Linked DNA regions of Mus musculus: all the other regions are linked to region 1. The links are chromatin loops, found by intact Hi-C in ENCODE. Cell type or tissue: gastrocnemius. All regions are shown on one strand.

The links. Peaks named below come from ENCODE experiments on the same cell type or tissue, not always from the same donor. Only the 100,000 strongest peaks of a DNase experiment are listed, where the experiment ranks them.
Region 2: a loop joins it to region 1, with 4 times the contacts of the local background. A loop is called at or near these places in 6 of 42 quality-filtered maps.
Region 3: it touches region 1 in a loop (2.2-fold over the local background); 11 of 42 quality-filtered maps call a loop at or near these places.

Annotation. Positions count from the first base shown.
Region 1 is chr11:107,272,689-107,280,688 of GRCm38, reverse strand. The region is part of intron 5 of Pitpnc1 (phosphatidylinositol transfer protein, cytoplasmic 1); the gene reads left to right. Among named protein-coding and RNA genes, the nearest start is that of Gm11716, 59 kb to the left of the region's middle. In gastrocnemius, a CTCF peak has its summit at 4,601; DNase peaks (open chromatin) are centred at 431, 4,573, 6,279 and 7,865; H3K27ac peaks cover 4,663 bases.
Region 2 is chr11:107,328,482-107,336,481 of GRCm38, reverse strand. The region is part of intron 2 of Pitpnc1 (phosphatidylinositol transfer protein, cytoplasmic 1); the gene reads left to right. It overlaps Gm11716 (predicted gene 11716), which reads right to left and starts at 558. Exons shown (of 3, transcript NR_166849.1): 1 at 300-558. In gastrocnemius, a CTCF peak has its summit at 3,392 (motif pointing right); DNase peaks (open chromatin) are centred at 506 and 4,848; H3K4me3 peaks cover 1,916 bases; H3K27ac peaks cover 3,482 bases.
Region 3 is chr11:107,390,005-107,398,004 of GRCm38, reverse strand. All of the region lies in intron 1 of Pitpnc1 (phosphatidylinositol transfer protein, cytoplasmic 1), which reads left to right. Among named protein-coding and RNA genes, the nearest start is that of Gm11713, 16 kb to the left of the region's middle. In gastrocnemius, a CTCF peak has its summit at 4,345 (motif pointing left); DNase peaks (open chromatin) are centred at 266, 4,340 and 6,510.

The DNA.
Region 1 (8,000 bases):
GCACACATACAATCAATATTAAAATGAAGCAGTGTCTGTCAAACTGTTACCACCTAGGGGTCTTGATCAGGTTCATCTGTCTCTGCTAGTTAAGGAATTAAAAGGCAGGAAAAAACCTTCTACACAGATAGCAGTAGAGAAATCTCAAATGCTGCAAAAGGGAGCAAACAGAATGAGCAGTTGAAGAAAAGCTTTTATTGGGAGAACACCCGCAGGCACACAGAGAAAGAGACCCTCCGAGAACCAGAGGAGGGATTCAAATGTCAAAATCCAGTCTTTTCTCAAGGGCTGGCAGGGTTTAAAGACTCTGAAGATTTCTCATTGAATCTGGCGCTCCATGGTTTGCTAGATTGGCCAGCAGGCCCTCAGGGATCCTCTTAGCCCCACCTTGCCAGCAGCGGAATTATGCGTGTCTCCTGTCTGCTAGTCTTGGCTTGGTTCACTTGAAGAAAGGTAAGGTGGCTGACTGGCTCACAACTGTTGTATAAACATATCCTGACCTGGCCTTGAGTCCATCTGCAGGTGACCAGCTGATGGGAGAGGGAGCCCACAGGGCCTTTGTATTAAGCTGCCAGGTTTTGTCTCAGATCAGGAGGGTGAGGAAGAAGCTGGCCACCTTGGAAGGTCCCCATCTTTATTACCAGCCTTTGTTACTTAGTCCTCTATTATTATGGCCTTTCTCCCTATGTCCCAGGGAGTCTGGCCCACTCCTAGCCCCTCAGAGCATAGGCATAGTTGGTCCCTCTTTGGATTTGTAAAGCTAAAGAGAGCACTGACCTCAGGGTCAATCCTTTAGAGTTAATTGGGTTTTTTCCACAGTTGAGTAGCAATAGCACCCAATAAGGAATTTTCTCAATGGCTTAAGAGACTGTGGTTGGAAGGTCTGTGTCCCTGCCCTCCCAGAATTCTGGTTGAAATCCTACCTGAGCCCTCCAAAGGCACTAGACATGATCAGGTCTTCAGAATGAAACTGAGAAGGGTCCCTGCATTTGTTTGTTAAAAACCTCAGAAATTCCTTACCCCTTCCACCAAGGGAGATCACAGCAGAGGATGCCATCTTGTGCAAATCAGTCTTTACCAGGGCTTCCCAGCCGCTGTAATTGTGAGAGATGTTCCCCCTCCCCCCCCCCCCCATTATGTACGAGTCACTCCATTTCAGGGAATTTACTACAGCTGCCTAAACACACAAAGGCAGGAGAGGTTGTGAGTTCAGGCTGAAGTGCTCACACAGCAAATGGCACTAGGAACCGGTAGGAAATTGGATCCATAAGTCCGCGGCTGAGCGACAGAGGGTGAGCCCTCAGAAGTCACAGGGTTACTTTTGAAGCTATAGGAATGAAGAAGATGGATGAGAAGGAGCCGCTCTGAAAGGTAGAGGGAGCAAGGGGGTGTGTGAAAGTCACAGACCCTGTGGGCACCGACAACAGCCCAGAGTTCAGTGAGCCCAGCGTTTAGGGGGTCCTGAGGGATAGGGTCATGAGTAACCTTTATGACAGGAAGGTGACAGAGGGGAGCAGAAGCCAGTTTGCAATGAACCAAAGAGGAATTTCCAAGTGGCAGGCGATGAAAGGAAGGGGACAGATCGGGTTGGAAGGGGAGAGAGAGAAGAGAGACTCCTCTCCCAGGCTTTCCTTCTGGGTAAGGAACACATTCACATTCCGGGGCCTCTTCTCTGTCCCAAACACACAGCAATGATGAATAAAAATGCCCAAAGAGGGCTGGGCAGCTCACTTGGTAGAGCATGCATGGCAGACACAAAGCTCTGGGCTCCATAAACTGGAGAAATGATAGCCTTTACGTGTCACCCCCACACGCGGGAGTCCAAGGTGCTAGCCTGGGTTACATAACAAACTCGAAGCCAGCCTGGGCTACATGAGATCATGTCTCAAAAGCAGAACAAAACAAAAATGCTCAGAGACTATTCATATTTGGAACAGGAAGAGCTGAACGCATTTTTTAGAACTTGAAGAGGCACAATTGCGTATAGATCAAAGTTTACTTTGGACAGTGATGGTGGCCAGCATTACGGAGCACATAAGATCCAGGTGCTAGTCTGTGTGTGTCTCCTGTGTTAATTCCTTAGTACTTGGGTAGCCCTGGGAGATAAGCATTTAATATTGGACTAAACTGGAAAAGTGAGATCAGATCTCTCTTGCCCAAGGTCACCCAGCTAGGAGTTGAGACTGGAACAACCTGGCTACCATCTAATCGCTGTCTAACTGCTAAAAAGATACATGAAGATAAATCCATAGCTAGACACAGAGTATCAAAATAATATCTTTCAAAGTTCTTAAAGACGTCTTAGGAAGAAAGGCGGCTCATCTGGAAGGGAGTGATACATTGCCTTGATGGTGTATCTCCTTAGTTGTCTGGTGCTATAACTGAAGATCACAGGGTGGGCAATTTATAAAGAATAAAGGCCAATCTCGTTTATAGTTCTTAAGGCTAGGTTGTCCCCGGGTGTGTTGTATGATACTGTGAGGTCATGGTGCCTGCTGGGATTCACACACACGCACATACACACACACACATACATGCACGAAATTAAATAAACAAAGTGTGAAAAGGTAAATCAAGTGGGGCAGGGATGTTGCTCAGTGAGTAGAGTGCTTGCCCAGCATACACAAAAGCTCTGGGTTGATCTCAGGCACTCCATACAACCACACATACATCTGGGCACGGTGATGCTCACCACCTCTAGTCCAGTACTCAGCGGGGAGAGGCAGAGAATCGGAAGTTCAAGGTCATCCTCAACTACATGGAGAGTTTGAGGCCAGCTTAGGCTACATGAAACCCTGACTACATACATACATACATACATACATGCATGCATACTACACAAACCAGCCAGGATACAAGAAACAAATGTGAGACCAGGCTTTCTGAACATCTGGCCCTCCTTGCCTCTTCCTCTCCAGTGCAGCAACCCTAGCAATACTGGGGAAGGGATTCAAGGCTCCATGCATGCTTGGCTACGCTATGACACAACTGAGCTACGATCCCAACCCCTGGCATTAGCCCTTCATGGTAAAATACTAAAGATAAAGGACCCAACAGGCCAGAATTTGGAGGAGCCATCTCTGGAAGCCAGATAGTGAGTGTTCTCCATGATAGACCACATAGAGATAGTTGCTCTTCCAGGAAGAGGAAAAAGTCAGAGGGCAGGGTAGATACAGGGGGGAAGGGGGACAGAAAACCATTTAGCTTGTGCACGGTGGCCTCTAGCTTCAGGCATGTGGGGAGAAGTCATCTAGAGGAGAAGAAGCCAGGAAAGAGGTTTTAAGGAGCATGGTGAAGGTCAAAGGTGAGAAACTGATGACTGAGAAGAGGCTCACTTGGCAGTCTCTGCAGCCTGGCAATTTGGGGCAGCTGTGGTTGGTGGTGCCGCCAGCCTGCTTGACTGTCCTTTCCCCAGCTGGGCTCTGCATTTCTGCGTAGGAGCACAGGAAATGTTCTCAAGTTAGCCCAGGAGTTGTTTGCAGGGTGTGGGAAATGGAGTAGGCCAAGGTCAGAATGAGCCTGCAGCCCAGCCCGAGTCTCTTGGGGACCGGAGGGTTCAGGGAGGTGACAGGAAAGGTATCCTGGGATTGACCTTGAAGTTGGACTTGGAAGGGAAGTAAACAATGTCTGGGCCTCAGGAGGGGGTTGTAGCGCTAGGGGAGATAGGGGAGCACGTGAACAAGGTCAGCTGACGTGAGAGAAAGCAAAGGTCGAGGGAGGAGAAGGCTGGCCTGTGTCAATGGTGGATGGTCCAGTCCCTTCCTCAGTAAGGTCCCACTAACAGACCAAAGTAATCCCCCTGCACAGCCAAGGAGTACTGGCTGCTTTCATATCAGAGTGTGGGTGAGGGGTTTCCTATAGTTGTATGGGTGACCCCAAAGCAGCCACACTGGATGCACTTTCTGGTGTGGATGGATCATGGCTTCCCATAGCTGTATAAGATTAATGTCCCCTAGGCCATATGCAATTAGGGCAGAATCATATACACATTGCTGGAAGAAGTGCCTGGAATCTCACGTGAGGGTCCAGTGACCTCCTCACCCACCTCCTTAATGGAATGCCCAGTCCCAAAGCATGACTGTGATGGATTCTTACAAGCAGGCACAACTGATTGGATAAGAATGGTGGCTCTTCTGCTCAGAGGGTAGCGCCTCACAGTGGTTAAGGGTCAGAGTGGTCCATAGATAGCACCAGCAGGGACAGAGGGCAAGAAAGCAGAGGGTAGATTGCTGAGGGCTGTCGTGACATGCTATCAGTGACAGGTGACTCTTATAATGTGCTTTTAGGTTGTTGGATTTGTTTGTTTGTGTGTGTGTGTGTTTGAGGAGGGGGTCCCTTCTCTTTCATAATACCATTGTATTTTAATCACAGGGACCCAAAGAATCTTTGTAATTGTTTTCTGGATTGGTGATTTCAAATGTACAACTTCTTCAACATCAAACCCTTGCAGACTCTAGCCTCCCCCCTCCACCACAGCCTGTTCATGCATTTGGACAATCTGAGCAGTAGTCCCAGAACTCAGTAGTCCTCAAAGTCCAACGTCATAGCCGTTGGCTTACCTGGGAGATGGTGACAGGGCCCCACCTAATGGCCCTTCTGTAAAGTGCAAAGGGAGCTAGCAGGCTCAAGAGAGGGGAAAGTGCTCCAGCCATCACAAAGGAGGGAGTGACTTCCTCCAGGATACAGGGGCAAGAATGAGGCGGCGGAGGAGATGATGGTTCATGTCAAAGATGATAATAGCATCAGTGTCGGCAGAGAGGCAGAGATTCCTACTGGACAGGACCGAGCTTCCTGCTCCCTGGCTAAACCACATCCCCGACCCTGCTCCTCCGTTTTTAACCCCCTGGTCCAAGGTTTACATCTTCGTTGTGAGGAAAGGGAAATCTGTCTTTCCCATCTTACAGAACCAGTTTTTGGGTTTTTTGGTTATGTTTTGTTTTGTTTGTTTGTTGTTTTTAATAATAGGTTTTTTTTTTTTCCTCCTTGCAAGTTTTCCAAGGCTGCAAGAATTCCTTAAAAGACTCACACTGACAATCACATGGCCTCTTGCTTTTCAGTAACGATCACTAGGGATTCTCCGAGGTTTCGTGTCCCTCGAGGGAATGCTTGTCCACTGCATCTTCAGAACAATGGCTTTGCAGCTGTGTCTTAGGCTTTTCTACATCTTCAGGCATGAATGAGGGACATGGGTAGGTCATCTTAAATCTGGCTCAGGGCAGACTTTTAAAGTGAGAAAAGGCTGCGGTTGATATGTGAGGTGTGAGTCCCTCAAGGGCACAGATGCTGCCATCTGATCCCCCTGCAAGGGATTAAGAGGGTGGTGACATCCAGCTTTGATATTTAGAGGTAGACTTTTGAGAGGTCCTTAGGAATAGACTAAGTCTTCAGTGTGGGTCCCTGTGATTAAAATACAATGGTATTATGAAAGAGAAGGACCCCCCCCCCCCAAACACACACACACACACACCCTGCCTCTTGCCATGTAGCACTTCCTGTACTACCTGCCTCTGTAGAATTCCTGCCAGTAAGAGACTGAAGCTGCCATAGGCATCTCTAGAGAGTCACAAGCCAGAATCAACATGCCTGTACACACACAGACACACTTGAAAACAGAGAAGGCGAAGTCCAAAAGTCCTCTGATCAAAGTATCACCTCTCTCTCTCTCTCTCTCTCTCTCTCTGTGTGTGTGTGTGTCTCTGTGTGTGTGTCTGTGTCTGTGCACTCGCACATGCATGCCATAGAGGCTTCTGTATAGGACGGCTCGTCTTCATTTCTTCATAAGCTTTCTTTCCTAGCTTGCAGGTATTTCATTATAGTAACACAGAACAGGCTAAGCCAGAAGGAGCAGCTAATACATGGCCTGGGGTGGGGGGTGGAGAGAGAGTGAAAAAAAAAAAAGAGAATCTGGGTGGGAATGCCACAGTAGGAAAGAAAGTCTGGCCCCAGAGACCCAACGGCAAAGGAAATAAGTTAAAAATAAAATAAAGCCGGGGATAAACCTAAGAGCTCCTTGGCGGGATCAAAGCTGAGTGGAAGACTCTGTTCCTAGAGCCCCATGTCCGAGCAATTTATTTTTCCTAACCTCTCGGTCCCCACGTGCCTCGCCAGCCGAGATCAAGTGACAAAGGACATCTCAAAATACCCACAGCAAAAACCACTCAGCATATCTCCCAGGTGGAGAAAGATGACCGTTTTGAGAGTCTTCCTCGAGAATCACTGATAGATTTTCCAGCGTCCAGCCAAGTCCTTGGGCACTTGTCACCTGCCAGCTGGCCACTGCCTTCCAGCCTTGGACTAGATCTCTCTCCTGACTAGAGGCCCCCCACTGGATGCTTGTGGCTTTCTCTGGTTTTGCATCTTCCTCCTGGAACCCTCCCGACCTTTTGTTAATGAAGATCTTAGCGAGGGGGAAATTGCATTAGTGGCTCATAATCTTGGGTCAGGGCTCTAAATTGTGTTAGTTGGTAAGTAAGGGTAACATTGGAAGTCTGTGTTTGTGGTGAGCTATTCCCGAGGACCGTAATGGACAGTAAAATAATAAAGAATGGGCAGGAAGACGGCTCTTAAAACCAGATTTGCCACGCAGGTGGTACCAGACAGGGCAAGGCTTCTGCACTGTATCAGGATGGAAGAAGCAGAGCTCTTGGTAGGTCCCAGCGATACAGAATGATGCCTGATACTTTCAGTACCCTACATATCATCTCAGTTAACATTCATAGCAACGTATAAGCGAAGGCTCGCTGTGGATGCTCTCGTTGCTTTTAAGAGATGTGTGTCCACATATATGTGTATATGTATATATGTGTGCGTGTATATATATATATATATATATATATATATATATATACACACACTCCTGGCTCAGCAAGGGGTGGTGGAGTACTTCCCCCAACACCACACACACACACACACACACACACACACACACACACACACACACACACATATGCACACAGGCACACACATATACCTTGTCCAAGGCTGAACAGCTAATAATTGACAGAACTGGTTGCCACAGCCTTTTTTGTTGGTTTTATATCCTTTATATATACAACCCTATCTATCCAGAAGCAGATATTGTGACTGGAATAGACCTTGGAGGCTAATCTCAGAGAGATTCCTGCCCTGAAACGGAATGACTGGGTGTAAGGGACTGTGGGCAGTGAGTAACAAATGAAGGGGTTACTCAAAAGTTGAGTTGCAGGCTAGAGAGATGACTCAGTAGTTAAGAGCACTGGCTGCTCTTTGAAGGTCCTGAGTTCAAATCCCAGCAACCACATGGTGGCTCACAATCATCACGCTCTCCACAAATTCGCTCTGTGCCGTCGATCTTGTTCCTGTTGAGATGGGTGACTGGTTTTTGTTTTGTCGTTGCTGCAGTAGTGGTGTTAGGGATTGAGCCTGGAACCTGGGACATGTGGGCACCCGTTCTACCACTGAAATACATCCCTGAAGTCTTTCCTAAGACATTTTATTGATTGGTTGGTTGGTTGGTTGGTTGGTTGGTTGGTTGGTTGATTGGCTAGCTGTCTGTCTGTCTGGTTGGTTGGTTACTTTAATTAATTGGGGAGTATCTTACATCACATGTGTGGTGGTCTGAGGACAACTTGCAGGAAGCAGTTCTTTCCTTCCACCCCATGGGTCCTAGGGATTGAACTCAGGTCATCAGACCTTGCGACGACAAGCACCTTTATCCTCTGAGCCGTTTCACTGACCCTATTTATTGGTGTTTGAGACAGGGTCTCTAGCCCTGCCTTGGCTCAGACTCTCTGTGTAGGCAAGGATGGCTCTGGACTTCTGATCCTCCTGCCTCCGCCTCACGGGTGCATTTTAGGCATGTGCCAACACACCCAGCCTTGTGCAGTGGTGGGGGACCGTGCGTGTTAGGTGAGCACCCTACCCACTGAGTCACATCCCTAACCCATCCAAAGACCCCGTAAGGAGCCTCATCTATCTAATTCAGCGGGGTAGGGGAGTTTGGCAGTGCAGGCTGGAGCCCA
Region 2 (8,000 bases), 56 kb before region 1:
GTGGCGCACGCCTTTAATCCCAGATTCCAGGACAGCCAGTGCTATACAGAGAAACCCTGTCTTGAAAAACCAAAAATAAATAAATAAATAAATAAACCAAAGAAAAAAGAAAATATGAGAAACATTTTATTGAAGTTAACTGCCCAGCAAACAAGACTTGTATTAGCCTTTCCATAAGTACATTTACACACACACACACACACACACACACACACCTGCTACTGCTGTGTCTATCTACTGGCTCATTTGTGACTATTGAGAAGCTTTTCCAACATTAGCTGGACAATTCCCCGACTTACTCGCTGGCCACTGTGAAGTGTCCATTGTCCATCATCCATCGTCCGTCGTCCATTCTCCTCTCCCCACCAGTGACTTGGATGCGGTCATCCATTTCTGAGTGGGGCCGTGCTTAGAAACTTCACGCTTCAAAAGGCTAAACTAGACCATTCTGTCACAAGAAGAGACTTCGAGTCTCATCAGCTGAGTGGAGGGAAGGCTTCCAATCCAGTATCTTGGCAGGGAAGGCCCTGGACTGATCAACCGAATCTGCTTTCGTCTGCCTGGGGATACAGTACCAGGGAATTCTTGAGTCATGGTGATATGCAAATGAGATGGAGCCCATTCATCTGTTGGACGCTCTGGGTACTCATGATTTAGAAGCAGTCCAGATCCCAGCCAAATGTTCATCTGCAGGAGTTACTCGACCCTGGGTATGGCCAGAGACAAATTTCTATGTATTCTTCTCGTCTAGTCTTCTCAGCATGGAAGGTGTCAAACACACAAGGATCACCTCTGAGGAGAAGTGAAGGGCATTCGGGAACTTTTCGGAGACTATGGAAAATTCCATTTCTCAGCTCCAGTTGTTCTCGCTTATATTATTGCCGGGGGACTGTCCCCCGCGCATACCCAAATGAAGAAGAAATGTTAGAAGCTTTATAACTTTCCCTCAAGCAGAAGACGTGTCCAGCTGTCTCTGTCATGTCTGTTTTCTCTATCAAAATATACGATATTTATTTTAAAGGAGTCATAAACATTAGTGAGAGGGAAGCGGGTTATAAATAGAAAACGTGCACTTCCAGTAATAGCAACTGGAGAGATTAGCGCCGCCCTCTCCCGCGCTTCCTATGACAAACACAGGATGGAGCGTAACAATACAATGCTGAGCTTAAAACAAAGAAAGGGAAATCCTTAGTTCCCTGAGTTTAGAAGGGAATCTGAACTCACAGACCATGGAGGGCTGTGGAAGCCTGGGCCAACCATACCAGAGCAGGAGATGTGATCTCAGGCCCACAAAGATGGGGGCTGCAGCTGAGAGTCAGGCATGTGCACTGGTTTCGGAAGGCTGAGAGGCTCAAACTGAAGAGATGACCCCAGGGTTAAACGTGCATGCAGCTGGGCTGGAGAGATGGCTCAGCAGTTAAGAGCACTGACTGCTCTTCCAGAGGTCCTGTGTGTTCAATGCCCAGCAACCACGTGGTGGCTCACAACCATCTGTAATGGGATCCCACGCTCTCTTCTGGTGTGTCTGAAGTCGGCAACACTGTATCCTCTTACAGAGGATCATAGTTTGGTTCCCGGCACCCATGTCAGATGGCTCACAATCATTCCGGGTCCAATAGATTGATGCTTTCCTGGATAACCACACTTGCTGGATTAAAGGCATAAAACTAAAGTATTTTAAAAAGAAAGAACTACTAATGGAGATACTTCCACAGAGTTAAAGCTGAAGAAAAAGGAGAAGGGTATGTAGAAGAGCTTGGCAAACACCCGGAGGCTGAGCACAGCAGGTTTAAAGACACCGGCAGCAATGCCTAGCTGTCCCATGTTTGTAGTGTCAAAACAATAACAATGACAGAAGATAAGAGTCATGTTAATGTAGGAAAATGCTCCAAGGTGCTAATATAGTTTAGGGATTGAAGAGAGATGTCGACTGTTTTCATTTGTTGTTTCTAACAAATGAAAAATAAAGCTTCTAACAGGGTCTTGCTATATAGGTCAGGCCGACTTTGAACTCGCAGAGATTTGCCTGTCTCTGCCTCCCACGTGCTGGGACTAGAGACGTACACTGCCCCAAAAGGTGACAGTAGTCTCCAGAGCAACAGGACATAAAGAGTGACTTCTCAGGGAGCATGTGACCAGTTCAGAGGGGCAGGAATCATGGAAGTCCAATTTTGTTGGCAAAGTAAGCTGACGCGTCCACTCACTTCCCTGCATGACCTAGTTGTGCCCGTAAAATGAGACTGATATTCAAGGTCTTTCTTGTCTGTTCAAAAGGGCCACCATCTGCTTTTGAGAAAGGGAGTGGGTTCCCGAATCATGTTTTCCTGAATTGATTAATGCCAAGGTCATACTTATATGAGCGAAGACCAGTTGTATAAATTATCTCCTGTCAGTGTTTTATTTATGGCTGTATAATAGAGGGACCTCCCGGGACAGAAACAAAAAAGGAGAAAGGGGGAAGAGAAACGGATGACTGGAGGGAGATGAGTGCCGCCCGCTCTGTGAGAGTTGATAATGGAATTGAACAAGATCAGTGGTGAACAGCAAAAGTATAAGAACCTTAGTGATCGGCCACGCACCTACCTAGCATGTGCCCTGGGTTCTGCCTCCAGAATTACAAATAAAAATATCACACACATTAATTAACTAAGGACACTTTTTAAATCCTATATAAAACATAAGTGTGTCCAATCCCCCAGAAAATAATAATAAACCATCATCCAAATGTGGTCCCTAAATCCATTATATTATCATTAAATAAATCCTCTGGTGTACTTCTCTGCACTAAAGCCGAGACCCCAGCACTTGGTGGTGAGGAGGGTAGGAGGGACAAGCCATCTTCCCAGCCCCAACAGAGCAGAGCTATCCTGAGACCCTGGAGAGGAACTTACCAGCTACTCAGTGTGAGAGGCTGCACAGATTAGACTTCCAGTCAGCAATGTAACCAAACCTCTAGTTCACTGCATGCATACATACAAAAATAAATTATAGATCAATAAAACTCCTAAATGTTGAAAATGGTATCAAGTGCAGATAAACATTCTTTATTATTAGCGGATTAGGATAAAGCTAATAAGACATAAAGACAAGGATTGGTGATATGATAGCATTAAAATTGAGAGCACCTACATAGCAGAGAAGAATTACAAACTAAAAATAAACCTTTATATAATAGAAGACACCTAAATTTAAAAGTCTATCTCTAACTAGAAGAATATATCTGTAATGTTTGTAGAGCGAGAATTCTGGTATTTAAATTAATAGGTCTTTCTCATCTTTTTAAAAAAGACTTATTTGAGTGTGTGTTCCTGTGTGTGTGTGTGTCTGTGTCTATGTGTGTGTCCCCGTGTTTGTCCCTGTGGGTATGTGCACATGAGTGCAGTGCCCATGGAGACCACAAGAGGGCATCAGTTTCAGATTCTCAGGTACTGGAGTTAAAGGTGGTTGTGAGCTGTCTTATGTAGGTCCTGGGAAGTGAACTTGGCTCCTCTGCAAAAGCACTCTGTATTCTTGACCAAGTTTTGTTTTGTTTTGTTTTGTTTTCCATTTTTTATTAGGTATTTAGCTCATTTCGTTTTGTTTTTAATTAAAAGAAAAACAACATAGAATCCATGGTTTGAAAGTTGAGAAAGGGGTTGGAAATTGGACTCAAAGAAAAGGAAGTATGAATAGTACATACATGAAAAACACTGGCTTCAGAAGGAGGCTAGGAAACAGATTCAAGCAAGGGCATCTCTTTCCACACACATCAGAGTGACAAGAATTACAGTCTGGTGAGTCTTGGGATTAACAAGGATGTGAGAACACAACCCAGCTTGGAAAACTGGAGGGAGCTGTACAGAGCTATCACCTCTTTACAGGACCGTTGGCAGCGATGGGGAAAGAGGAAAGTGTATTCCCATCTCCGTCTATCTCACAGCAGAACCCTCTCGGAATCACCGTGCTGTGCACAAGAGACAGGCGTCACGCCATCCATCCCACGCCGGCTGCAATGGAAAATAAACTAAAACTATCCAGAGATCTCCGATGGAAATACGCTGTGGTGTCGTTGCCTGGTGGAAAATTCCACTGTGCGTTAGCTTTAATGAAACAGATTTACTCTGACAAATTTCATAAAGTGCAATAGGCAAGCTATAGAAAAATGAGCAGCCAAAAAAAAAAAAAAGAAAGAAAAGTCTGGCTAAATAGCTAGATGGTATTCTTACCATTCTTTTGAGAAATCTATAGCTAGGAAGGATTATGAGTCTAAAATTCTCATTGAGAAGCTTCAATTAGGAAAACTTCAGTCATTTTGCATGAAAGATCATCTTCTAAGATGAAATTAAAGAGGGACAAGTCTTATCTTTGGATGCCCAAATACTGCTTATATGAGAACAGGATAAAGGAAGGGCTAGAGAGGTATTAGCCATGCCAGCCTCATGACCCAAGTTCAGTCCCCATAACGAGCTTTTAAACAAATAACAACAAAACAGGCAGGCGTAGCAGCAGGCATCCATAACCCCAGAACACCTACAATGTTGTGGAAGGCAAAGAAGGAGCGATCACTTGGAAGCTTGCAGGCCAGGAGCTTGTAATACATCAGCAGAAATGAGAGAGATCCTTCTTAATACAGTGGTTCACAAGAACTGACTCCCACGCACAAGTTAACCCTGCCGTCCTGACAGTAGACAGCCCTACACAACACACACACACACACACAATCATTAAACAACCAAAAAATAAATGGGATGAAGCATTGTTGCTTTTTAATAGTATATTTGAAAATAAACCAGGGATTGGGCGGGGAGGGTGCTGGAGTGATGTCTGGGCTGTTAAGAGCTCTGGCTGTTCTTCCAGAGGACCTGGCTTCAATTCCTAGGACCCATATGGCAACTCCAATCTGCCTGTGACTCCAGTTCAGTGGATCCAACGCCCTCACACAGACACATATGCAGGCAAAACACCCATGCATAGAAAATAAGTTTTTAAAAACTCAGTGATTTGGGCTGATGTTTCAATAGGAAGCAATTATGCAGTATATACACATAAAATAGATTGTGTCTATGTGTGCATCTATTAGACATAGGAGTGTAGACATTACAATTGGGCGTATCCACTAAAGTAAAGAATAACGTGTATTCGTCCACCTCCGTTCTTTCTGTCTGTTCATCAGTGGTACAGTTGAGAGCCTTTGAATCAGTTTTGTAAACAGCTGGACGATCCCACCAGATGGTGCATTCTGTTGGACAACCCAGGACATACTTTATTATGCCCTCCTTTTATATACTCACAATATGTCTTAGACATAATCTTGACTTTCCCTCTGCACACGTGAGTAACCCAAGAGACAGTGTCTAATCAGTTTCCTTTCCAGAAGTGAGTTGTTTTAGCTTCCTTTGGAGGGTGAGGGGGGCATTCTGCAACTGTATTTGACATTCAGCTGGTTAGTTCTCATCTACAATGATCATCTGTAAATTTTTTAATGTGGTCACAGGCACGCAAGTTACCGATGTGTGGAACTTATATGGTGAATTCTCATCCTCATTACATTTTCTCAATAAACGTACTTGTATGCAATAGAGAACATCCCTCATTCCCTGGGCCCATATGTCTTTATTGAGCCTGGTGTCAATGCGCACATCTTGCATCCTCCGAATGTCTTTGAGTGCCCGAGGATCATGCTTCTTGAAGCCCGCTCCATGGATGCTTTTGTGAATGTTGATGGTGTTGTCTCGGGTCACTACATCGTTGATGGCAGAATGGCCCTTCTTCTTCTCAACACCCTTTTTTGTAGGCCATTCTGCCAGGTCTAAGTTGGAAAGGACCTTCGCATCCTTTTAGACCTAAGACTTTTACTCACTCGGAAGAGATACACCCATACTGGGCTAGAGAGATGGCTCAGCCATTAAAGAGTAGGCTCACAACCAAAAATAGAAGAGATAAGCCCTTATCTTTTTGTAAGTGTGTATGTATGTATGTATGTATGTATGTATGTATGTTTGTATGTATTATGTATGCTAAAGTCATTATTTTAGGCCCATATCTTAGCAACAGGAAGATATGACTTCACAAAAGGGAAAGGAAAAATTGATATGTGGACAGCTTTTCATAGAGGCCTACTCCTCTAATCCCAGTGCTCAGGAGGCTGAAGCAGGAAAATTGAAAGTCCAACCAGGCTAATTAGAACCTGTCTCAAAAGAAATTCATATATCGGGGGCTGGTGAGATGGCTCAGTGGGTAAGAGCACCCGACTGCTCATCCGAAGGTCCAGAGTTCAAATCCCAGCAACCACATGGTGGCTCACAACCATCCGTAATGAGATCTGACTCCCTCTTCTGGAGTGTGTGAAGACAGCTACAGTGTATTTACATAAAATAATAAAATAAACCTTTAAAAAAAAAAGAAAGAAATTCATATATCATACAAGCAGGAGTTAGTAAGTAAGATGGATTCCCATAATCACAAAAGAAAATCAAATCCATTGCTTTGTGGCAACGCGTGGCCTTGAGCTACTCCATGTTGACCCGTGGTCTGCATGCAAAAGTCATATGATTGTCATGTGTACATGTAACCTCAGACTTCTTTGGTTTTGTTTTTAAAGAATTATTTATTTATTTTTATGTATATGAGTACACTGTAGCTGTCTTCAGACACACCAGAAGAGGGCATCAGATCCCATTACAGATGGCTGTGAGCCACCATCGTAGTCGCTGGGAATTGAACCTAGGACCTCTGGAAGAGCATTCAGTGCTCTTAACCGCTGAGACATCTCTCCAGCCCCTCAGACTTCTTGGTAATCATAAGTCGCCTACCTGTGTGTTGAAATCTTACACATGCAATCAAGTATACAGCTTTGTGGGGAGTCCTTTAGGGGTCAAGGCATGGTTCTTGTTTTCTGATCAAGGGAGGGCCCATGGCTGATTGGGTTGAACATTTGTGAATCTGTCTGATTTTTTTATGGGTGTCTTGAGGAATTTTGTCTTGAAGGACAGACTGCCTGTAGCTATGGAGTCCTCGGTACCCATGTCATAGGTTCTATTTGTACATGGACTGTCCTGTGGACCTGAGTTAACAAACGGGCAGAGTGAGTAGATGCTTCTTTGTATCTATCTGCATGGGTTTGGAAACATTGCCCAGTGTATCCATGGGCATGCCTGGATATATTCAAAGCCCGTGTAACCAGGGCCTACTCTTCAGCTAATGTAGAAAGAAGAAAATTGCTCAAAGGGGAGATAGATTGAGCCATAATTATTATTACCAAGCAAATCTCAGACACTCATCTCTCAGGGAGCAGTGCACTTTGGCTGATGTGTAAGGGATCTATGGGGATAAATGGAAGACTGGCCAAAAAAGCAATCTGAGGTTCTATCAGTGAGGCTGCCAGCAAAAGAAAGTCTGTTGTAAGCAGAAAGGACACTTTACTGGAAGGATGTTGGGGACCCACAGAATTTTCTGGAGTCAAATGAATGGGCAGGAATAAAGGCAGCTCCAGAATGGGCCAAGAACCCGGGATGACAGTGGCCTTTAAGCAGAACCCAAAGGTATCTTCTGTGACCTGCCCCCACCTCTGATGCCTCCAGCCTTCACTACCATAATTGCTGTGGATAACTCCCAACCTCTCCATCCTTCTAGCCCTTGTTCCAAACCCAAACTCTGTGATGTACAGACTGCAGATTAGTTGGCTGAACACAGAATCATTTCGTAATGACATGATAGTGGAAGGGGCCGTGGATGGGTAGAAAGATGTCTGAAAGGAGGGTAGAAAAAACAGGCCACAGGGAAGGAAGAAAATATAGTGTGTGAATCTCTATATAAGAGAGAGAGAGTGTATGTGTGTGTGTGTGTTGTGAGGGGGGATTGATTGATTGATTGATTGATTGGAGAGGGTGATGCTGGGGTGAACTTGAACAAGGAGCAATGGTCTGTGTGTGTGTGTGTGTGTGTGTGTGTGTGTGTGTGTGTGTGTGTATGAAAATCTCACGATGAAACTTGTATTTTTGTACACTAACTACACACAGGGC
Region 3 (8,000 bases), 120 kb before region 1:
GTGCTGGGGATCAAACCTGAAGCCCCTCATCTGCCAGGCCTGTTCTGCCCCACTGAGCCACACCCACCTGTAGAGAATAGGCCTGGGTGGTGGTGTATAAACCCCTTTAAGTCTCTGGTTTGATTAGACATACATACAGTCTCACATGGCTCAGGCTGCCTTCTGGCTTGCTAGATAACTAAAGATGTTCTTGATCCCGGGCCTCCACGCCCTGCACACAGGCATGCACCACTGTGTCTGGCACTCGGGGAAAGAGTGTTAGATTCCTTGCTTTCTGCACCTCTGACTTCAGTGGGACCCTCTGGGGTTGCTAGAGGCATGGTGGCCCCCAGTGCTGGGCAGCAGCCAGAGCAGGAGGCCAGTACAATTCTGGTGTCTTTCAGCTACTTCCTTCCAAACGCATCGGGAGGCAAAGAAGGCTCAGCAGTAGTAATTAATTTTCTCTCCCCGACAATCCAATAGCCAACCTGGTTCTAAAAAAAAAAAAGTTTCTCTTACAGACAAGACTTTGACCTTAACTTTTTGCAGGATTGTAACGGGTTATCCGTTTACTCACGTTCCCTTAAATGCTTCGGGGGCCAGGTTTTCTTCCATTCTACCTGAGAAGGCTGAGAAGGCCCTGAGCCACCAAGGAGAAGTGTTTATGAATTTCAATTTCTTTCCAGATCCAAGGTCTGGGGGGGAGGACAGTGTGGACCAATCCTACCCACCTTACCCCCTCCTCTCTCTGTCCCTTCCACCTTCCTTCCCTTCCTTTGTTTTTTCCTTTACATTTTTAAAAAATTGACTTTATGTCTGTAGGGTGCATATAGCGGAGAACTGATGTCATGGGTCTGGTGGAGGTCAGAGGATAACTTCCGGGTCCTGGTTTCTGGAGATTGAAATTAGTCTGTCAGGATTGGTGTGAGCATCTTTCCCTGTTGAGCCATCTCCCTTGCCCCTCCTGTTCGTTTTTATTTGGGTTTGGCGTGATTGGCGTATTCTTTAAATGGAGGCTTTCCCAGGCTGTTGAAGCGGTGAACCTTGGGACTAGGTATTGCTCTCCCCTTAGCCTAACTTGCCTCGTTGGGACCTAGTATGCTTTGCTTGTTTTACATGCGCCCTAAGCAGGTTTATGCTATGTGTTGTCAGGACTCGGGGCAAACACCAAGTTCTGTAGCTCAAACATGAAGTCCTTTCGAAATGCAGAAAGGGGTGTGCTATGTGTTTGGGTCTTGTCAAAATGTCCCCATGCTCTTGGAATCAAACAACACCTACCCAAGGAAGCCAACCTGGTCTGGAAGGTGTTTCCTAGGACAATATTAGAAAGCAGTAAACAAACCCTCGCTGTACACCTGAGATGGTCCTTGATGTGAGTCTCTAGAGACATCCCAAGGTCTTAGAAATGAGCTGAACAAGGCTGGACATAGTGGCATGTTCCTGGAAACCCAAGGCTTTCAAGGCTCAGGCAAGAAAAGGAGCCTGAGGTTTTGATTCTAGCCTGAGCCTACATAGTGAGACCCTGTTTCCAAAAAATGAATTGAAGGACGGACGGCTCAGAAGATTAATGTAAAAAGCTGGGTGTGGCTGCCCCTGTGCGGGGCATCCCAGCCCTATAGAGAAGGGTGGGAATGGAGGGAGGATGCAGAGGGAGGAGCCCACCAGCCTGGCTCCAGGGTTTTTGAGGGACCCTGTTTCAAGGAATAAGGTAGAATGCTAGAACAGGACACCCCTTGTTCTCCTCTAGTCTATGTGCATCTGTATGGGTGCGTGCGGGTGTTCATACCCAGGAACACACAAATAAACACTAAAATTTAAAAAGGTTCAATTCATTCAATTAAAAAAAATGTAATAAAGGCAGGCTTGTGCTCAACTGGACAGGATCAATTTCAGCTTCTATAGTGAAGTATTAGCACTACTGGGTTCATTGTCTTCGAGATGCTCAGTGGGCAATAGTGCTTGCTGCTAAGCAAGTCTGAGGACCTGAGTTTGACGGTTAGAATCCGCCCAGCCAGGGACGAATGCTGACTCGCCGAGGCTGTGCTCTGACCTCCACTTGTACACCAAAGCTTGTGGCAGCCTCCTGTCTGCCACACACAGAAAATAAATAAAAATGTAATAGAAACTTAAAAGAATTTGTAGGCATAGTTAAAACCTCCCCAGTAATAAATAAATATAAATTTTAAAACTGTGTGTATCTATACGTGCGCATGGATGCAATTGTCCACAGAGTTCAGAAGACGGTGTCAGATCCTTCTATAGGTTTTAGGCAACTAGGAACCACCCAGTGGTGGGTGCTGAGAAAAGAACTGTGGTCCTCTGCAAAGAGCAGCAAGCAGTCTTTTTTTTTTTCCTGGCTTTTCGAGACAGAGTTTCTCTGTGTCCTGGAACTCACGCTGTAGACCAGGCTGGCTTCGAAATCAGAAATCCACCTGCCTCTGCCTCCGGAGTGCTGGGATTAAAAGCGTGCGCCACCACGCCCGGCTCACAGCAAGTGTTCTTAAACGCGCTCCCCCCACCCCCCTCCAGCCAGCTCTCCATCCCAGTGTGTAGTTTTGAAGAGAGGCTTCAGGTCCTGAAATCTGGCCTCTGGCATTAAATTCCCCAGTGCATCTTGCCTGCAGCCCTCGCATCAGCTGTCCAGTCGGCTCCTACTTCTCTCTATCCTTCCACATTTACTAAGTGGAATCCTTCCCTTCATCTCCATCTATCTACTTATCTGATCATTGGTTTATATCAGAATGGTCCCACAAGTACTTATTTTATTCTCTGTGTGAGAGATGTTTTTAAAACAGGCAAGCAGCCTCCCTGAATCGTGTGGTGGGATGTACCTGGGAAAGCATTGGATCCTGGGAAAGCCGCAGTAGACAGTATGTGTGTGTGTATGTGGGGAGATTCCTAAGGCCAGCCAAGATGGGATGCAGAAAGGAAAGTCAGCAAGGGCGGAATTGTGGGAAGGTCCACATCAGAGAGAACATGGAAGGGGCGAGTGTTCATTTACTTCTGTCTTCTCAGAGATGAGGGTTTACTGCGACCAGGATGGAGAATTGACTTTTGTGATATAATGCTTGGTTGGAATGCCTGGGTCCTGGAGTGGTGTTTTTGTGCCTCAGAATAGTTAATTGTGCTGTCTTGCACACTTGGGAGGGCGGGGAGGAAAGGCTTTCGGCAGCATCCCTGACCCCTGACTCTTGGATGCAATGATCACCATCTCATGTCTCCAGAGGTGCCCATCACAATGTCCCCAGACAGTGTCAGATGCTTCTGGGCTGACTTCCTCCCCTGCTGGTTTTCCCGTCTGCATCCCATCTTGGCTGGCCTTAGGGGACACACACACACACACACACACACACACACACACACAACCAGATCATCCATACTAAGACCCATGGGCATGAAATAGTTCACACCAGCCTGCCAGTCAAGACCATTCTTCAGGAGCTGTGTAACTTGCTTTTTGTTGTTGTAACATACCTATACCTATACCCACTTAGTGTGTGCACAGATGGCTCGTACACACATACACACCCAGAGGACAACTTGTAGAATGCAATCCTCTCTTTCAACCATGTGTGCTCCTGGGGTCAACCTCAGGTCATTAGGCTCAGTGGCAAGTGTCTACCCACTGAGCTGTCTCACCAGCCCCAAAGTTGTTTTCTGAGACAATGGAACCTTGGCAAGCTAGCAAGCCTGTCTCCTTTTTCCTAGCTACCGTCCCCATCTTTGCCCGTGGTTTCTGAGGAGCTAAACTCAGGTCATTGTGTTACATAGCCAAGCAATTTACCAACTGAGCCATCCACTCCCTCATGAAAGACCTTGATTTCTTGGGGGGGACAGTTGATGGTTCTCATAGCCTTCATCCAACCAAACGGGGAGACACGTTCTAACTCACAGACGGTGTGAAGTGATTCCAAAAAGTGCTTCTGTGTGTGTAGCCTCTCTGATTCATGGTGGGGGGTTGTTTTGCTTTTTTCGTGGTTTCTGTGTGGGCTTCGAGAATTGACTGTGGTTGTTATGACAGTTGGGGACACAGAAGCACTTCTCACCCGTTAGTCGCTGAAAGCCTGTTTGGTTTCAGTCCAACACAACGCCTACCAAGCTGGGTGTACATTGGTTTCTACTAAAGTCATTTCCTCGGACAGCTGGGGGACGTGAGGACTTTTTAACTCTCTTTACGACTCTCATTTGTCTTCGAAGACATTGCATTTTGGCCTAGGGTGTTTTTCCCCCCTTCTTTTTCTTTTCCCAGTTGTTCAGTATTTCTGACGTTGCCATTTCAGATCTAGCAAAGGTGACAAAGGTTAAGGGAGAAGCCAAGGCTGAGGCCTGAGGGACCATGTGCAGCCATTGATGCCATCTGTTGGAGACTGGCAGAACTGATACCCTTGGAGCACAGTAGATCTAACTGCCAGCTTAGAAATCAGACCTTGAGGAATTAGCAGAGCCACGGAGAGCGCTCCATCATGGAAGTGTGGGTCTGTAAAGTCAGCGCATAGTCACTGTTTGTGAAATTTGATTATTGAGGAGCACTAATGAAAACAATGAAGACGGTCGCACACAGCGGTGACAAGATTCTCTCTTCTTTCAACTGTCACCCATTTATTTCTGCACCAATCAAGTTAAGCCAAGGTATTCCTATTTCTGATGATAAAAGCTGAGATTCTGTGGCTGGCAATGATAAGAGCACTGGCTGGCAATGGTGAAGTCATGGGTTTGATTATCTTCAGTACTCCACAAACCCTGGCTAGGTGAGGCACACAACACTGGGGAGGTAGAGGCTGGAGGGTTCAAAATCCAAAGTCAGCTTAGCTACATAGTGTGTTCAAAGCCAATCTGATAGGCCTAAGACCATGTCTCAAATAGATGAACAGACTCACAGATGGAGCCCATGCCTAGTGTGGAAGTTTAGTTTCCCAGAGCATCACAAAGGGAAAGCCAAATAGATATCGAGGCAGGCCAGGGAGGTATGCGCCTGTAATCTAGCATCTTGGAATGTAGATGCCAGAAGGAGCTTGAGTTCTAGGCCAACAGCAAAACCTAACTCAAGTAACACAAACATAAAAACAAAACAACACTAAAAGGTCCCTCCTTAATACCCAGACCAAATCCCATGGTATCAATGGTTAATGAGGCCAGCCAAGGTGGCTTAGCAGATGGCTTGCCAGTGAAGCTGGTGACCTAGGCTCAAGTTGTCCTTTGGCCTCAAAACTCATGTAATAGCACACATAACAGTCACAGAGTAAAAATAAGACAGTCAGTCCAGCCAGTTGGTCCTTCATTCCAGCTATAGATAAGAATCCGTAGAGAAGTGTAAAGGCCCAGGGGTGGGGCAGGAGGGTTGGCTCAGCTGTTGTACGTGCCAATGTGAGCATGAGTTTGTAGGTTTGACCCCCATACAGGTAGAGTTGGCCAAGGGAATGGAGACAGTTGGATCCCTGGGCTCCCTGGCTGGCCAGCCTAGCCTATTTGGTGAGCTATAGGCCAGTCAGAGAATCGAAGAATAGGTGGCACCTGAGAGATAACCATCTAGGTTGACCTCTGGTCTCCACATAGATGAGCGCGCGTGCGAGCGCGCGCACACACGCACACGCACACGCACACGCACACACACACACACCCTCTAGATAGACTGGTCTTCTTGAGCCTGCGCTAGGTCATGAGTGTCCCTTTTAAACCCTTTTGACTCGGCCTCTCGGGCGAAGAAGTGTTGTTATCCAAAGTGTGGCCCGAGAACTCAGAGGCATGCGTTACTTGGTAAGAACCTGAGGGTCTCAGACTCCACCCCGGATCAGAGTCTGCATTGTGGCAAGACCGACGGGTGAAGTCTCCACAGGGCATCTATCTCCTCAGAGGCCTGGCTTAACCGTTACCACTCCTGTGGCATTCAAAGCCCAGTTTGCATGACCTCCACTGGGGACCCTGGTCTCCCATTGGCCTTCAAGACTGTAACAAGAAGAGAGGTGGGAGCTCCCTTCTAAGTCTGGCTCATAGCAGCCTAGTGTTTCATTCCTGGGTGCGCCATAAGGTAGTCACCGAGCCAGGGCTGTGGGCTGCTTCCAGGTTCCTCCTCTGGGAGAGAGGTGGCGGGATGGAATGATGATGGATAACACAGAGGTGGCTTTACCTTCGGCTCAGCGGCTCCTTTTGCCAGAAGCAAGGAGACAGAAACGGTTTTTTTTTTTTGTTTGTTTTTTTATTATTATTATTTCTAAATAGAAAGTCTCGGGCTGGTGAGATGGCTCAGTGGGTAAGAGCACCCGACTGCTCTTCCGAAGGTCCGAAGTTCAAATCCCAGCAACCACATGGTGGCTCACAACCATCCGTAACGAGATCTGACGCCCTCTTCTGGAGTGTCTGAAGACAGCTACAGTGTACTTACATATAATAAATAAATAAATCTTTAAAAAAAAAAAAAAAAAAAGAAAGTCTCCTGAAAGTGCTTACTCTTGAGTGTAAGCGGGGAACTATAGTATAGGTGCCTGTCTGGAGTTGGCGTCACTCCTAAGGCCTCTAGGCCGGGACGCCCATGGCCTCAGCCAAACCCATCTGCTGCCTTCTAAAAGAGAGAGATCCTTTCAGTCCCCGCTTCTCCCTGCTCCCTGCTTCCTTTTCCCTTGTTTAAAGATGTGTCTTTATTATTCCTAATCATGTATGGGTGGACATGTGGGTGTGTGTAAGATTGTCCAACGCCTCTGGCCTCCCTCAAGGTACAGTTGCAGGAGGTCGGGAACCTGTATGTAGGTGTTAGAACGGAAACTGTCCCTGTCAGAGCCGTATGTGCTCCTGAGACCCAACATTTGAGCCCTGATCCTTCTGCCTCCTCAGACAAGGTCACCTGAAGATCACCTTGAACTCCTGAATCTCCTGCAGCCTGGGTGCTATGATTCAGGCAAAGACCTTCCTCGTATGTGGGGCTCTTTTTAGCTTAGTTCTTAAACTGCAGTGTCAGGGCGGGCTTTTCTAAATCTGTGTTTTCAATCCAGTAGGTCTTAGATGAGACACAGGCGTCCCTGTTCTGGGCCTTTTGGGGAGATCCAAGGCCTTGGCCTCTTCTGCCTTTTTCTGAGTGTGGGGTTGGGGCAGGAGAAGGGTGTTGTCTCCTTTCCTCTGGCTCCTATACAGCTTCCAAACTTATTCCTGTAGGCAAACAACTCCAGCCCAAACTTTGAGAAACAAGCGAGATCTGTCTCTTGAAAGGACGCCCCTGAGAAGAGCCCTCTGTGCCCCACCCCTCTTGGGAGGTCTGTGTGGAAGTGCCCTGGAGAGACCTGGCACTAATTATTCTCACAGAAACCATTCAGTAGTTGCCACCCATCTGAGGACCCCACCCCCACTGCACTCCTTTGAATTGGGAGGTTTTGAAAGGATCCAAACTGGGCTCAAGACTTGAGTCTTTTCTCTTTTCTTTTTTTCTTTAATTCTTTTTTTTTCTCCAACTTTTCTCATCACCAGAGCTACTCCTCTGTTGCCCACAGCAACCCCAGTGGCTGGTTGGTACCTCAGTATGGATGAAGGCAGCCAGGATACCTGTGTTGAGTGATGCTGAGCCATTCACCAGAGCCACAAAAGAACCAGGTTTCCCCCATTCCTTCCGAATTCCAACCACCATCAGCATTTAGCCCATCTTCCCTCCGAGGCAGAGACTCCGTCTGTCCCTCCGTTCTCCTCCTTTGGAGGAGTCTGTTTACCAACAGTGCTTTGTAAACTCTCACACGTTCCCTTCTGTTCACACGTTCCATCCACACTCACACCCTGGCAAGCCTCCGGGAAGGGTTTCAGCTTCAGGCTTTGCACTCCCGTGAAACCAGCAGACAGCCCAGGGCAAGGATGCTGTGATACAGCTAGCAGCCATCCATGCCATAGACTGGGTAGCCAGGGTGCAGGATTTTCCTCTTTCTGTCACAAGAATATGGTTTGTCAAAATGAAATGGCAAAGTTGTCATGGAAATAAGCCACCAGCTCTCTGAACTGAACTAACCCTCGGCGGGGAGGAATGCCTCCTCTATTAATACGTCTTATCC